3 separate regions of the Homo sapiens genome follow, and all the other regions are linked to region 3. Evidence: chromatin contacts called from ENCODE Hi-C or POLR2A ChIA-PET data. All regions are on one chromosome and are shown on one strand. The core of a region is the stretch at or near the end of the contact, and the rest is flanking DNA. Distances in the headings are between cores, read along the strand shown. Region 1 holds the start of BUD13 (BUD13 spliceosome associated protein). Region 2 holds the start of CEP164 (centrosomal protein 164). Region 3 holds the start of ARHGEF12 (Rho guanine nucleotide exchange factor 12).

Region 1 (4,788 bases), core at 116-2,615, 3.6 Mb after region 3:
CAAATGGTACAAGTTTTCAGTTTTAAGACAAGTTCTGGGAATCTAATGTACAACATGTTGACTATAGCTAATAATTCTGTATTGTTTACTTGAAGTTTGCTAAGACAAATTTGCTTAAGTGCCCCCCCACCGAACTACTACATAAATTAGTGAAGGATGTTTTACTTAATTTGATTTTGGTAATCATTACACAATGTATAATTATATCCAGTCATCACATTGTACACCTTGAATATATATAATTTTTTGTCAAATAATAAAGCTGGGAAGAAAACGATAAAACTGACAATCTAACATATATGATGAGGTAAAAAGATCTGGTATTTCAAGAAATTTGGATGACCTCTTGCACCCCACTTCGCTAGCCTCTACTCCCTAGAGTCATGTTCTGACTATGTGAAGTTGAGCAACTTCCTTAATCTTGCCACGCTTCAGTTCTTATCTGTAAAATATGATAATGAAACGATTTGAGAATTGTGAGGGTTAAATGAGATAATTCAGGTAAAGCTCTAAACCCCCTGCAAAGAATAAAGTCTTTTCTTTCCCCCCAAAACTTGAGTGTTAGAATTCATTCTCTCTGGTTTCTCTCTTTTACTATGCTAAAAAATGATCCAGGTCCGTCCTTCTCATTGGCAAGATTGTTTTACAGTTTCCTTCAAGAGATAACTGGGGGCTACTTGTAATAGAACACTAGAAGAGTTACACAGGTCTTAGAAACTACGTTTTTCATAGTAATTATGTTGGTTTGCACTTCCTGGCTTCCTTTCTTGGACGGTAGGTACCTGGAAGCCTAGTGGAGCAGATTCCCCCCACTTAAAGATACTTATAAAAATAACGAACATAGTTCCGATGACCATGTGCCCAACACCGCTCTGCGCACTTCACACAGTAATATCATCTCAGCCTGTGACCGTTCCGAGTTAGGTGCCGGGATTCTCCCTGTTTTGTGATAACTTGCCCGAGGTCGTACAGCTAGCCAGCTATGGAACCAGTATTCAAACTCGGCTACGCTGCAGCCCGTGGCCCTCCACTTTCTTGCTCGTGCTCTGGAGTTTAGGCGGCCGATGGGGGCGGGGTCCTTTGGGTCAGGTTGTGGCCTCATAGAACAGCGCTTGCTGCGGTTGGATGGATGGGTGGGTGGGTGGGTGAGTGAATGAAGAGAAGAAACCTGGTGGCGTCGTCCCAGGGCTGTGGAGCGCCCCGAAGGTGCGCACGTCCCTGGCTAGCCTGCGAGCGCGTCCCGGTGGCCGCACCTGCCAGCCGCGCGATTCTTAGCACTCTCCGCCACTTCCGGCCGTGGCCCCGCCCTGTCGGGTGGCTGGCGTCCGTTACGCGTTGAGGCATTTTGTCCCCAGCGCCGACCCGTCTCTCTGCCCCCGCCGCTGCCATGGCGGCAGCTCCGCCGCTTTCCAAGGCCGAGTATCTGAAGCGTTACTTGTCCGGGGCAGATGCCGGCGTCGACCGGGGATCTGAGTCCGGTCGCAAGCGTCGCAAAAAGCGGCCGAAGCCTGGCGGGGCCGGCGGCAAGGGGTGAGTTGGTACCGGCCGGGGCGGGGCCTGCGACGTCTAGCCACCCCTTCCCAACTCCGCCCTCGGCCGCCCGGCAGTTCCTTCCCTCTTGGCGGGTCTCTCGGCTTCTCCGCCGACCCCTGCTCATGCTCAGGGCCCCACTCACATCGCTTGAGGCCCCCCGCCTTGCCTCTGCCGCCCCGCTTACATCTCGAGCCTCTGAGCAGTAGCGTCAGTGCGTTAAAGCCGGGGTGTAACTTTGATTACTCTTTTCCCGCCTTGGTAGACTTCCGTCCTCTCCCATAGAGAATGAATATTGTGCCTCGAGAATAATGGAGCGGATTCAAAGCCTCTGTGCTTGGATCTTTAGGGCCCGGTACCTGCCTGTGGGGATTCCCAGATCCCAAGGACTTGGTTCTGAATCAGAGACCTTTGATCACCTCCTGTTACTCTTAGTAATAGTCCTAACGTGAGAAGCTAACATTTATATAGTTATACTTTTCTTGCCAGGCACCATTATAAGAAATTTAAACATATATAAGTTTATTTAAGCCTCACCACACTACCATGAAGTGGGTATTATTTTCATATGGGACAACTTTGTGGCCCAGTGTAGTGGGCCCTACCAAATCGTTTTCCACCCAGAACCACAGAATGTGACATTTAGAAATAGGGTCTTTGGAGATGTAATCAGTTAAGATGAGGTCATACTTGATTAAGGTGGGTGCCAAATCCAAGATGACTGTTTGCCTTTTAAAAAGAGGGAAGTATGGATACAGACACAGCAACAAAGGAAAAACGACCATGTCTAGATGAAGGCTGAGATTGGATTGGATTTATGTTGCCAAAAGCCAAGGTATGCTTGGGGCTACCAGAAGCTGGGAGAGGCAAGGAAAGATTCTCTGCTAGAGACTTTCCAGGGAGGATGGCCTTGCAGACACCTGGATTTCAGATTGCTAGCTTCCAGAACTGCGAGAGAGTTTCTGTTGTTTTATGCCACGCAATTTGTGGTACTTTGTTACAGTAACCCTAAGGCACTGAGATACCCAGTGAAGTCACATTGTTCTAAAGAACTAGTCCAAGTTCTTTTCTGGTTTGGTGCTTGCCTTATTATTGTCTTCGTCTTTCTGCCTCGCTGACTTGTGTGGATCCTTTGGAGGCAGTGCCATGTGATGAAAGTAGCTTGAGTGTTGGAGCAGCACTGGTCAGAGTTCGAATCCTAGCTGTGCCACTTTATAGGCTGTGTACCCTTGGGCAAGGTGTTTCATCTCACTGAGCTGCAGTTTCCTTATCTTTAAAATGAGAATAATAATAATAATGGTTTTATTAAGTGGTGGTTGTGATTAGAGGGATTGCATTAAGTGACCCTGGCTTTTTGAATAACTTCACATCATGGCAGTCATTGTTATTATTTGGGCTCAGCTATATAGTTTATCCACGTAACAAACATTTATTGAATATTTCGTATTCCAGTTACTGTAGGGTGTTGAGGATGCCTCTGTGAACAAAAAAAACATAGTCCCTGTTCTTGTGGAGCTTATAGATTAATGGGAATACAGGCTTTAAGCAACTAATTACACAACTAATCGATATATTTTCTTTATGATAAATGCAATGAAAGTATTCCAAGAGTTTTTAACAAGGGTTCTTAGTCTTGAGTGAGTGTGGGATGGTGAGGGAATTGGGTGAAGCAGTCAAGAAAAGTTTGCCAAAGGAAGTTAAATTTGTGTTAGGACCTGAAGAATGAGGAAGAGTTTCCTGGAATGAGAAAGAGTTTCCTAGCACTTTGGGAGGCCAAGGCGGGTGGATTGCTTGCATCTAGGAGTTTGAGACCAGTCTGGGCAACATGGTGAAACCCTGTTTCTACAAAAAATACAAAAAAGTAGTCAGGCACAGTGGCACATGCCTGTAGTCCCAGCTACTTGGGAGACTGAGTAGGGAGAATAACTTAACCCCGGGAAGTCAAGGCTGCAGGGAGCCATGATGGTGTCCCTGCACTCCAGCCTGGGCAGCAGTGTGAGACCCTGTCTCAAAAAAGAAAAAGACTAGGGCCGGGCGCGGTGGCTCACGCCTATAATCCCAGCACTTTGGGAGGCCAAGGCGGGCGGATCACGAGGTCAGGAGATCGAGACCATCCTGACTAACACGGTGAAACCCCGTCTCTACTAAAAATACAAAAAATTAGCCAGGCGTGGCAGTGGTCGCCTGTAGTCCCAGCTACTCAGGAGGCTGAGGCAGGAGAATGGTGTGAACCCGGGAGGCAGAGCTTGCAGTGAGCTGAGATCGTGCCACTGCACTCCAGCCTGGGCAACAGAGCGAGACTCCGTCTCAAAAAAAAAAAAAAAGAAAAAGATTGAAAAGAGTAGATCAGGCAGAGGGAAGGAACTGCATATGTGAAAACTGATGTGATAGGAACTTGGCTCCTTTCTAAGCACCAAAGGATGACCAGGGAGGTGTTCAACCAAGGAAGTAGCAGTAGGAGATGAAGTTGACCTTGTAGACAAAGACTGGACCATGCAGGATCCTGTAGGATTTTGAACTTTATTTTAAAACCAATAGATAAATGTTTTTATGCTGGTATCCTAGAATGACTCTTTTTGATCTTCTTATTCTCATTTAGAATGCGGATTGTGGATGATGATGTGAGCTGGACAGCTATCTCCACAACCAAACTAGAAAAGGAGGAAGAGGAAGATGATGGAGATTTGCCTGTGGTATGTATCTTTGGGGCTGTCAGGATTTTGAAATGAAGCAAGCTTCTCAATTTCCTTTTTTTTTTTTTTTTTGAGACGGAGTCTCGCTCTGTCACCCAAGCTGGAGTGCAATGGCATGATCTTGGCTCACTGCAACCTCCGCCTCCCGGGTTCAGATGATTCTCCTGCCTCAGCCTCCTGAGTAGCTGGGATTACAGGCACCCGCCATCATGCCTGGCTAATTTTTTTTTTTTAATTTTTGTAGAAATGGGGTTTCACCATGTTGGCCAGGCTGGTCTTGAACTCATGACCTCAGGTGATCCACCCACCTTGGCCTCCCAAAGTGCTGGGATTACAGGCGTGAGCCATTGTGCCAGGCCAAGCTTCTCAAATTTATTTTTCCAGCTTAGGGTAGATTTGTAGGGGGGTTAGTTGAGAACAGAAAAGAGGTGACAGTTTCCAAAGAGCTGTTTAAAATAGTTTTCTTTGCTGATGCCTATACACCAACTTGTCTCTTTATGGAGGGTCCATCAGCCTAGAAATGAGATGGATCACAGAGAGAGGACTTCTCGACATCAGTGTTAGA
Region 2 (4,923 bases), core at 2,262-4,761, 3.0 Mb after region 3:
TTAGAAGGTCTAATAGTAAGCCAATAATCAGGTTCTAAAAAAATGTTCCCTGGTATCTCAAGTCTGCCTTCTGCTCATCTGGGGACACCCTAGGATTCTCTAGCTAAGGTAGGCTAAGTATTCCCAGTTCTCTTCCATTCAGTACATATCGTTTCCCAGTCCTTCAATATTGTGGCTACCTTGCCCTGTACTTTGTCAGCATAGCTAGAGTTTTGCACATCTGCACACTAACAGAGAATATACACTCACAGACATAATGAGGGTTCTCTGTATATTTATTTCTTCCACCCTGCTCCAACAATTACAAAGAAGGTTGACCACAGAAAAGATTGACTGGAGAAGGTAAAGGGGAGAAGGTGGAAGATGTCAGAGTTGATTACGCAGTGGTAATGAGCAAAAGCTTTGGAACATTCTTGGCTTTCAATCCCAGCTCTGCCTCTTACTAGCTGGACAGCCTCAGTTTTCTCATCTATAAAATGAGAGTACTAACAATATCCATCACAATGTGTTGTGAGGCTTATATGATTCAATACATGTAAAGTGCTTAAAATATACTAAGGTCTCAATAAATGTTAGACATTACATTATTATGACTGCTATTCACCTATTTAAAAGGGTTTATTCTACCTTGCTCCAAAGGACATATCCAGCACCAGGCAATATAAGTTAAGGCCATTCAGACATTAAGTAATCACTTTTTCTTTGCTTTTTTTTTGAGACAGAGTATCATTCTTGTCACCCAGGCTGGGGTGCAATGGCACGATCTCTGCTCACTGCAGCCTCTGCCTCCCAGGTTCAAATGATGCTCCTGCCTCAGCCTCACGAGTAGCTAGGATTACAGGCGCCTGCCACCACGCCCGGCTAATTTTTGTATTTTTAGTAGAGATGGGGTTTCACCATGTTGGCCAAGTCTCGAACTCCTGACCTCAGGTGATCCGCCCGCCTTGGCCTCCCAAAGTGCTGAGATTACAGGCGTGAGTCACCGCGCCAAGTAATCACTTACTGAACACCCACCATGGGCCAGACATTGTGCGACGTGTTAGGGCTACAAACCTGATTACACATGGCCCTGAACTTGAGCTCAGCCTACCTGGAAAGCCAAACACGTAAACACATGACTACAAAATGTGTTACATGAATTAAAGGAAGTAACATAATATATAACAGAACACAAAGGTAAGGGCAAATAATCTTAGGAAGATCAGGGAAAGCCTCACAGAGGACAATTGAGATAGTTCTTGAAGGATAAGCAGGTGATCCCCAGGATAAGCGGAGTAAGGGAATTCACGGCAGAGGAACAACATGCACAAAGGCAAAAAAGAAGAAAATCATAAGGTGGGTGCAAAGAATTAATTATGACAACAAAAGCTTATAGCCACTGAACACTTCCTATGTTACAGGAACTGTACTGAGTGCTCTATATACATCATCTCACTTCATCCACTCAGCAAAATAGAATTATCTTCACTTTTCAAATAAGGAAACTGAGGCTTAGCAAAGTTAAAAAAAAAAAAAAAAAAAAAAAGGCCAGGCGCAGTGGCTCACGCCTGTAATCCCAGCACTTTGGGAGGCGGAGGTGGGCGGATAATGAGGTCAGGAGATCCTGACCAGCCTGGCCAACATGGTGAAACCCCGTCTCTACCAAAATACAAAAAATTAGCCAGGAGTTGTGGTGCCCACCTGTAGTCCCAGCTACTCGGGAAGCTGAGGCAGGAGAATCGCTTGAACCCAGGAGACTGAGACTGCAGTGAGCCAAGATCGCACCACTGCACTCCAGCCTGGGCGACAGAGCAAGACTCTATTTCAAAACAAACAAACAAACAAACAAACTTGCCCAAGGTGTCACAGCTAATAAACGGTAGAGCAGAATATGTAAGTATCCATGTCTGACTCCAAAGCCCAAACTCTTAACCATTCTGACATGACCAGAGTGCAAGGGACAGTGGGAGGAGTGGCAAGACAGAGCTCTAGAATGAAAGGCAAGAGCATATTATAAAGGGCCTGGAAGAACAGAGGCTCTATCCTGTAAATGATGAGGGGCCATCACAGGATTTCACAAAGGAGACTGGCATGACCAGATCTGTAGGTCAGATAGACGATTCTAGCCAAGAATAGTGGTGCATGCCTGTAGTCCCGTCTACTAAGGAGACTGAGGTGGGAGGATGGCTTGAGGGCAAGAGTTCGAGGCTGCAGTGTACTAGGGTCACACCGGTGAATACCAACTGCACTCCAGCCTGGGCAACATACCAAGACCCTGTCTCTAAAATAAATAAATGATTCTGACAGCTGCATAAGAACTAATTACAGGAGGACAAGAACTGAGGCAGAGAGACCACTTAGGAAGTTATCCTGAAAGCACAAGCAAGAAATTATGAACTAAGTCAGTGTCTGTGAGGATGGAAAGGAAGCGCCAGATTCTAGGGGAATTAAGAGGCAGAATACAGGACTTGAACTTCGGGAGAGAGGAGGGAAATCAGAGCACTAAAGCCAGAACACTGTGACTATCATTTCTAGATGTGTTCATTTCTATGCCTCGTCCAATAGGCAGCCCCACCTACTACACTGCCTAGAAGACAGGGCATGTCCGACAAATGTTTGCTGTATTTATTAGATGAATAAATTAAAGGGACAGACTTGGCTGAGTGAATGGTGAAGCCCTTCATTGAGATAAAAAAATACAAGAGGAGAAACAGATCGGAGGGACCGGGGAAGGCTGACGATGACAGTAAGCAGGTCTGAGCTCAGGAAAGAGGTCTGGCTGGAGTAGTTTGGCGAGTCAACGCTGAAAAGCTGATAACGCAAGAGATGGAGTGCGCCGAGTAGAAGGGAGCTTTCTACTGCCAAGGACTGAGTTAGGAGAACGGACAGGGAGTCGCTGAAGCCAAGTGAGGAGAGCGGTGCCAGAGGTAGAGGGACATTTTTAAATCCAATGCAAGAAAAGGAAAAAACAAAAAAGCTTTCCAACTTTCCCAGCTGGCCAAAGATGGCATAAGATTGGGCTAGCCCCGGATTTGGACCCGGGGGGAAGCCTGCCACAGAAGTATCCCAGCAAGCTTCGGAAGGCCTGGCCTCACTCGCCAACGATGAACAGAGCAAGCAAACCAGGGCCCCGTGCCCAGTGCCCCTCTCCCGCGTCCCGACCCGCTGCTCACTCACCCGCCAGACCCCCAGCCCGGGCCCGGTGGCCCGCTCAGGAGCCGGCGAGATTTCAAACGGAGGAACTGTCGCCTGGCAGTCCGATTTTCACTTCTTCCCTCAGTCCCCGCCCACACTCGAGCGCATCACGCTCGTTGGCTCGAGAGCGTGCCTCGGGTCCCCCGCCACGCTCGCTCCCTTCCCCGCCGCCCAACCCCTCCCTCGATGAGGTCCTCAACTATCCCCCACCCCGGAAGGCTCCGGGCGAGGCTCCGGGCGAGGCTCTGGGCGAGGCGCAGCTCCCCCAACGCCACCCAACACCCACCCGCTCCCCCAGCTTCCAGGGACGCCGGGGTGTTGCCCTGCAGCGCGCAACAAACACTTCCGGAAAAGGTACCGCCTAGCAACCGGGAGTCCCGCCTCCAGCAGGAGCCAATAGGTCGCCGGCTGAGAGCTGTGACAATGGATTGGCTCGAAGTCCCTTCGGTGCACGCAGGAGCTCTGTCCGTTTTCCGTTGCACGATGGGAGTGTAGTTTAAGATAGATAATGGGAATCCGCAAGAGGTTGAAAGAGTGTAGTTTAAGATAGATAATGGGAATCCGCAAGAGGTTGAAAGAGAACCTCATCGGCTGGGCGCGGTGGCTCACGCCTGTAATTCCAGCAATTTGGGAGGCCGAGGCGGGTGGGTCACCTGAGGTCAGGAGTTCGAGACCAGCCTGACCAACATGGTGAAACCCCTTCTCTACTAAAAAAAAAAAAAAAAAAAAAAGAGGACCCCGAGTTTAGACGTGAGGATTTCTGCCAGGACAGAGAAGGACTATTTAGAGTATTTATACTAATGTGAATTATCTAATTATCTAATTGATCATTTGTTAGGAGTATGATTAACATCAGGTGAATAATACAGTGGTCATCAATAATCAACCCATTGTTACTTTAATCAACAAAACAAATGTGAATGTAAGGTAATGGAGACGCGTCCACTCCCCATCTCTCCCCGCAAAAAAACTGGCTCTCCTGTGCTCCTATTAAACCAGTGAGCACCTGACCAGGAGTTAAACCTATTTTCTACTATCCATCTTTTCACCAAAGCCCAGGGTTCAGTTTGTATGTCTGCAAGATGGGGATAGTAATGTCTGTCATAACTATTTCAAAGAGTCTATTGAAGAAGAAAAAAAGTGACACAATGTGTAGCTCCTCCACACACCCTGTCGGGCAGAAAGGTTGCTACTAATATAATTCCGAAGAGTTTTAGTTTTGCTTGCACGGAGGGCAAATCTTCCTTTCTCTCATATGTCTCCAACCTCCTAGAGAAGTTAAGAGGGGCAAAGAAAGTTCTGGCCATTACATCAATAGGAAAACTGAGAAACAGACAAATACAGATGCTGCTAGTTGAGGAGGAAAATGATGAGGCCAAGCTCATAGAGCCGCTCCTGATAGGTTCTAGAGATGTAGCTGACTCAGGATAGTCCCAGTGCCACTCAGAGGCTGATTCCAGGATGAGAAACTCAGATTGTTGGAATATACAGAGCATATTCCTTGTGAAAATTATCAAAATCAAAATAGAGTCATTTGTTTTAAAACCCTGACAAATGGAGCCAGGGAAGACCATGAAGAGAGGGTTCTCACGCATGAATACCTGATAACAAAAACTATCGACCGGGCCTGGTGGCTCATATCTGTAATCCTAGCACTTTGCCAGGCACAGTGGCTCACACCTGTAATCCCAGCACTTTGGGAGGCCAAGGCGGGTGGATCACCTAAGGTCAGGAGTTCGAGACCAGCCT
Region 3 (4,515 bases), core at 1,445-3,944:
AAAACATTAATGCCCAAACCAATTTGCAGATTAATCTTACAATATTCATTTTGTAATCTCTTGTGCCTGCACAGTGCCTGGCCAAAAAAAAAAAAAAAAAAGAAAAAGAAAAGAAACAGGCTTTCAGTAATTTCATATTTATTGAATGTTTATATGCCATCTACGTTATAAAGAGGATACAAATTCCAAGATTCTATTTCCAAGATAACGAGAAGACAAGGAAAATCCCTGAGAAGCAATGCTGAAGAAAAACCATTACTTGAGGGCTTTTCACTCACTTGTGTGTGGAATGAGTCCGTTCTGTTTCCATAAATTAAACACCTCAGCATCGCAATGAAAACCAACATTACATTAGTTCCTAGCAAGACTTTTGTTTACAGGCTCAACAGAAAGAGCGAGAATTGAATGAAGCAGGAAAACAATTATCCCCACACCCGTAAAAGTGATTTCTCAGAAGCAAAACACCCTGAAAGGAAAAAAATGGGGATAACCAGAAGAAAGTAAGATAAGCATTGTCAATACTTATCTTAAGTGTATTCTTGGAAAAGTTAAAAATTATTTCATTGAAAATGAAAACCCACTTTGAAAAATACACAAAGAGTAAATATAAATACTTTAAATATTTAACAGACTCTTTTAAGTGAACATTCATGTGATGCTGGAAAGCATCAACAGGAAGAGGAAGTTCTGTTTCTGGAGTAGCTGTTATGGTATGATAATGGAATTTGGCCCTTTTAAAATCAACAAATGAGTCTTACAATTGGGTAAAACTCTTATTAGGAAATTAAGACTACTTTGTGCAGAAGCACTATTGTTGCACTTTTCATCAAAGAGCTTTGGCCCTCTAATTCAGTTACTTGATCTATTTTTTCACGGTGTAATAATTCGAAGACTGACTTAAAAATAAAGCAAGCTGACAAATTTGGGACTAGCATGCAGTGTCATAATTAAATTGAGAATGAAATGTGGTCAAGGAATCAATATGCTTTTTATCCCTTACCCTATAAACAAGAGTAACTTAGGATAAGCAAACTGCACTTCAACCACACATGGTCTAGCTCAATTCGCCACCCACCACCATGCAACACTGGTAGGTGCTATAAAGGACAGACACAGAACTCAACAAATTCAGCTGCGCGCTTACACTATGCTTACGGCTTATATCTCTTAAACGCCAAGTGTTTCTGGAAGACGAAATATTTAAATACAAGAATTAAAAGCAAACCCCATGATTTACCCTCATTTCTTCAGCTCCTGGACATTGCTTCCAGCAAGAACCTGTGATTTACTGGTAATGTCAACATTCTGGAAAGTTATTAGATAATAATTAAACACCGTGCAGGTCAACATCTGAAAGAGATCAAGTTCCCAGATCACCATGCAGTAGGCTCAACATTAAGTTCACAGGTAGAAATTCCTAAAATGTAATTGTCTTGAGAATCTACTGCAGGACACGGCTAAAGCTGATAAATAATACACCAATACCGAGCCGACTTCAGGCACCGACCTTCACCTAAAATGACCTTCTCCTCTGATTTCCAGACGAGTACACAATCCTAATGCACACTACAGGCGGAAAACCACAATCATGGTTTTGCCTCCCCCTTCTCTGAGAATCGGAAGGGAAGTTTCTCTCCGGAAAAATTACATTTCCAAAAGCCAATCAACTGGATAACTCGGCAGCAACCCCAGGCTAACTGCACAGCTCCGAAACAACCCTCTTTCCTCTGCCTGTCAACTTCGCTGGCCAAAGGCAATCTGCAATCACCGACTCCCCTGCTAGGTCGGGCCCGATTCCGGGAGGCCGAACGAAGGAGGAATTCATACCAACCTGTCGGTGATAGTAGACTGTGTGCCACTCATTGGGGCCCTTGGCGAGAGGTCCTCCTTTTATCCAACTTGCATTTTACAGTAACACCTCCTCCCCACCCCCAGTGCTCTGGGATCAGGCCCAACTCCGTCAGGGACACAAAAGTCCAACTCAAAACTCCATTCAGTCATCTAGACCATCCGACTGTAAGGGGTCAACGGATGCGGCTTGGAGCAAAACAAGTTATCTCCCAAAACGAACTGAGAAAGCCAGGGAGCGAGTCAGTCCAGAGTGAGTCGAGCTAGAGAGAAATCCTCCAGAAGGCACAAGGATAAACTTCCTCAGAGAGGGAAATCCGCGCGCAGTGGGAAGGGGACCCGGGACTCCCGCCGGGGCTGGGGCGGGATCAGCTCACGGACGGGTGTCGGCTCCTCCTCCGGAGTCTCGGGGCCTCGAACTCCCCGCCGCGGCAAGGGCCGGGGCCCTCCCTCCCGGCTCTCTATCTGGGGCTGCCGGCTGCTCGTGGCCGCAGCGTTGGCCGCGTCTCCGGCCGTCCCGCGCCGGGCTCGCGCGATTCCATGTCCCGGGCCCGGGGCTCCTTCTGTGCTCGCCGCCCTCACCAGGCTCCCGGTGCTGGGACGAGCCGCTGGCGCCGGCGGAGAGGTCCCGCGGCCCGAGGTGACAGGGACCCGGGTCTCTCAGCGCCGCGGACTGCTCCCCATCCCTTTGAGGCCCGGACTCTTCCGCAATCGCCAGAGGCGGCGGCTCCTCCCCGACGCTCCCCGCGAGGGGCGGGAGATGCCCGTCCGGCCCGGCCTGGAAGCCCTGGTCCGGGAGGCGGAGGCGGCGGCGTCTCCCGGCGCAGGGCCGGCTCGCCGGGTTCTGGAGGCCCTCGCGGGCGCGCGCGCAGACAGCGGAGGAGGCCGGCGGCCGTGGGGGCCGCGCAACCGCGGGCGCGCGCGCGGGTTCCGGTTCCGGTTCTGGTTTCCCGGCCCTGGCCGCGTCCGGCGCGAGCTCGCGCTTCCCGTCCCCCGCCGACTTTATGGCCCCCTCCCCTCTGACTTCGGGAAGCCGCCTCACCCGGGATCCCTCCGCCGCTCAGGGCCGCGCTCTCGCCCTTGAACGGACGCCTCCGCCGGAGCCCGGTTTGGGAGAGCGGCAAAGTAGTCCTACGGGGCAGAGGGAGGTGGGACCCGTGCAGCCCCGGGAGGCCCACCCACCTCCCGCGGCGCCTGGGCCCCTGAGTGCCGAGACATGCCCCTTCGAGTCCAGTTTGTACTAAGTCGACTTTCACCAGAGACCGCCCGAGAGCGCCCCCCAGATCCCGAGGACATCGTGCCGGGAGGCTCTTTGAAAATTACCAGCCCCCCTTGTCCTGGAAACTTTTATTACTTAAGGGAATGTATTATCTCTCCTGTCTTCTGGCTGCACGCGTTCTGCCGGTTCCCGGCCGGCGCCCCTCGCTGCCTCCGCAGGCCCCGCTCACCTGGGCACCTGCCGGCTCCGGGGGGAGAGCGCTGCATGAGCCGGAGGCGCAGGGCTGCGGGAGAGCAGCTGGGGACTGCAGCCAGGGTTTCTCGGTATAAATATTACTTTTAGGCTGTTTCTGCCTTGGCAAAATGAAATGTGTTATTTGCCAAATTGATAAAGCATGGTGCTTTCCATGGCGACTTAACAAGCGTGTTGTGGAAAGAACTGGGAGAAGAAAATGAAGTATATTTATCCAGTAAATAGCATTACGGTTCTCTCTGAAGGATTCCCAAACGGTTTTTCGGTTTTTTCCCCTACTGGGTAGAGAGCTTTAGATACCCATCTAGTTTTATGATTGAATAATTCAGTATTTTGGCAATTTAGGTACCACATGTAATACAGTTCTTCAGTTCTGCCTGCAAACATCCAAAGTGGCTATTCCCTTTATCCAACTATTTTCAGACTTTTGAGCTTAAACCTATGTTGGTGACAAGGGATTTCAGCCATTTTGTGGAATCCAAGTAGCAAATCAAATCTAATAAACAGTGGATGTGGAGAGAGGAAACAATTACCTCTTAACAATGCTGTTGCAAAAAGTCATTCCGCAACAGTTCATGAAAGGATCATTATCCCCGAATAGAGGCATGAGCTCACGCTGACGTTAGTTAGAACGGGGGGGAAAAAAAGGAAAAGATAAACAGAGACCAGAGACGACTCTTTATTGCTCGATTTTTTAGGTTCAAGGCACAGCCAACTAATTTTGTAATGTTTATTTTTGGAAAGAATAGAAGCAGATTAGCCAAGGCACTTCCCTAATGATGAGACCAGGACACATTGCCACCTGCTGGTGTATTCTAGCATGACAATTCTACCCTGAAGACTCTTAAATTGAGTGTTTACATGCAACCGGAAGGAATCCCATTCATATATATATATATATATATATATATATATATATATATACACACACACACACATATACACATATACACACATATATACATATATACACATATATATACATATATATACACATATATATACACACATATATACATATATATACTGACCAAAATGCAAACCTTATCCCCAAACTTAATAAATCTTTCTTAAAAGTACTAAATATCTTATTTTCCCCTATCCTAATAATGTTACAGTGTAAGTATAAAATTAATTGAACCCAATGACTCATCAAATCATGCATTTTGGAGTTCCTCTCTTCCCTTAATACTTGA

Evidence for each region. Hi-C counts contacts between places; a loop is a spot of excess contacts on that map. ChIA-PET counts read pairs that join two places held with the same protein, here RNA polymerase II (POLR2A). Pooled maps may share reads with other maps.
Region 1: a pooled map shows a loop between it and region 3 (4-fold over the local background). The contact joins the promoter of BUD13 here to the promoter of ARHGEF12 in region 3. A Hi-C loop is called at or near these places in 1 of 168 maps with a recorded cell type or tissue (naive thymus-derived CD4-positive, alpha-beta T cell) and 5 of 50 pooled maps. POLR2A ChIA-PET finds 5 or more read pairs at or near these places in 1 of 52 experiments (HEK293T).
Region 2: a loop to region 3 is called in a map of B cell, with 19 times the contacts of the local background. The contact joins the promoter of CEP164 here to the promoter of ARHGEF12 in region 3. A Hi-C loop is called at or near these places in 2 of 168 maps with a recorded cell type or tissue (B cell and esophagus muscularis mucosa) and 6 of 50 pooled maps. POLR2A ChIA-PET finds 5 or more read pairs at or near these places in 1 of 52 experiments (activated CD8-positive, alpha-beta memory T cell).

The regions. Positions count from the first base shown.
Region 1 is chr11:116,769,564-116,774,351 of GRCh38, reverse strand. BUD13 (BUD13 spliceosome associated protein) reads left to right here and starts at 1,365. Exons shown (of 10, transcript NM_032725.4): 1 at 1,365-1,530; 2 at 4,130-4,223. The coding sequence starts at 1,388. It overlaps ZPR1 (ZPR1 zinc finger), which reads left to right. Exons shown (of 14, transcript NM_003904.5): 14 at 1-553. It overlaps BUD13-DT (BUD13 divergent transcript), which reads right to left and starts at 881. Exons shown (of 2, transcript NR_186226.1): 1 at 841-881; 2 at 147-442. RefSeq lists an enhancer at 817-906 and a silencer at 1,027-1,226.
Region 2 is chr11:117,326,442-117,331,364 of GRCh38, reverse strand. It overlaps CEP164 (centrosomal protein 164), which reads right to left and starts at 3,511. Exons shown (of 33, transcript NM_014956.5): 1 at 3,461-3,511. RefSeq lists a silencer at 3,194-3,443.
Region 3 is chr11:120,334,592-120,339,106 of GRCh38, reverse strand. It overlaps ARHGEF12 (Rho guanine nucleotide exchange factor 12), which reads right to left and starts at 2,694. Exons shown (of 41, transcript NM_015313.3): 1 at 1,832-2,694. The coding sequence starts at 1,863. RefSeq lists a silencer at 2,238-3,107.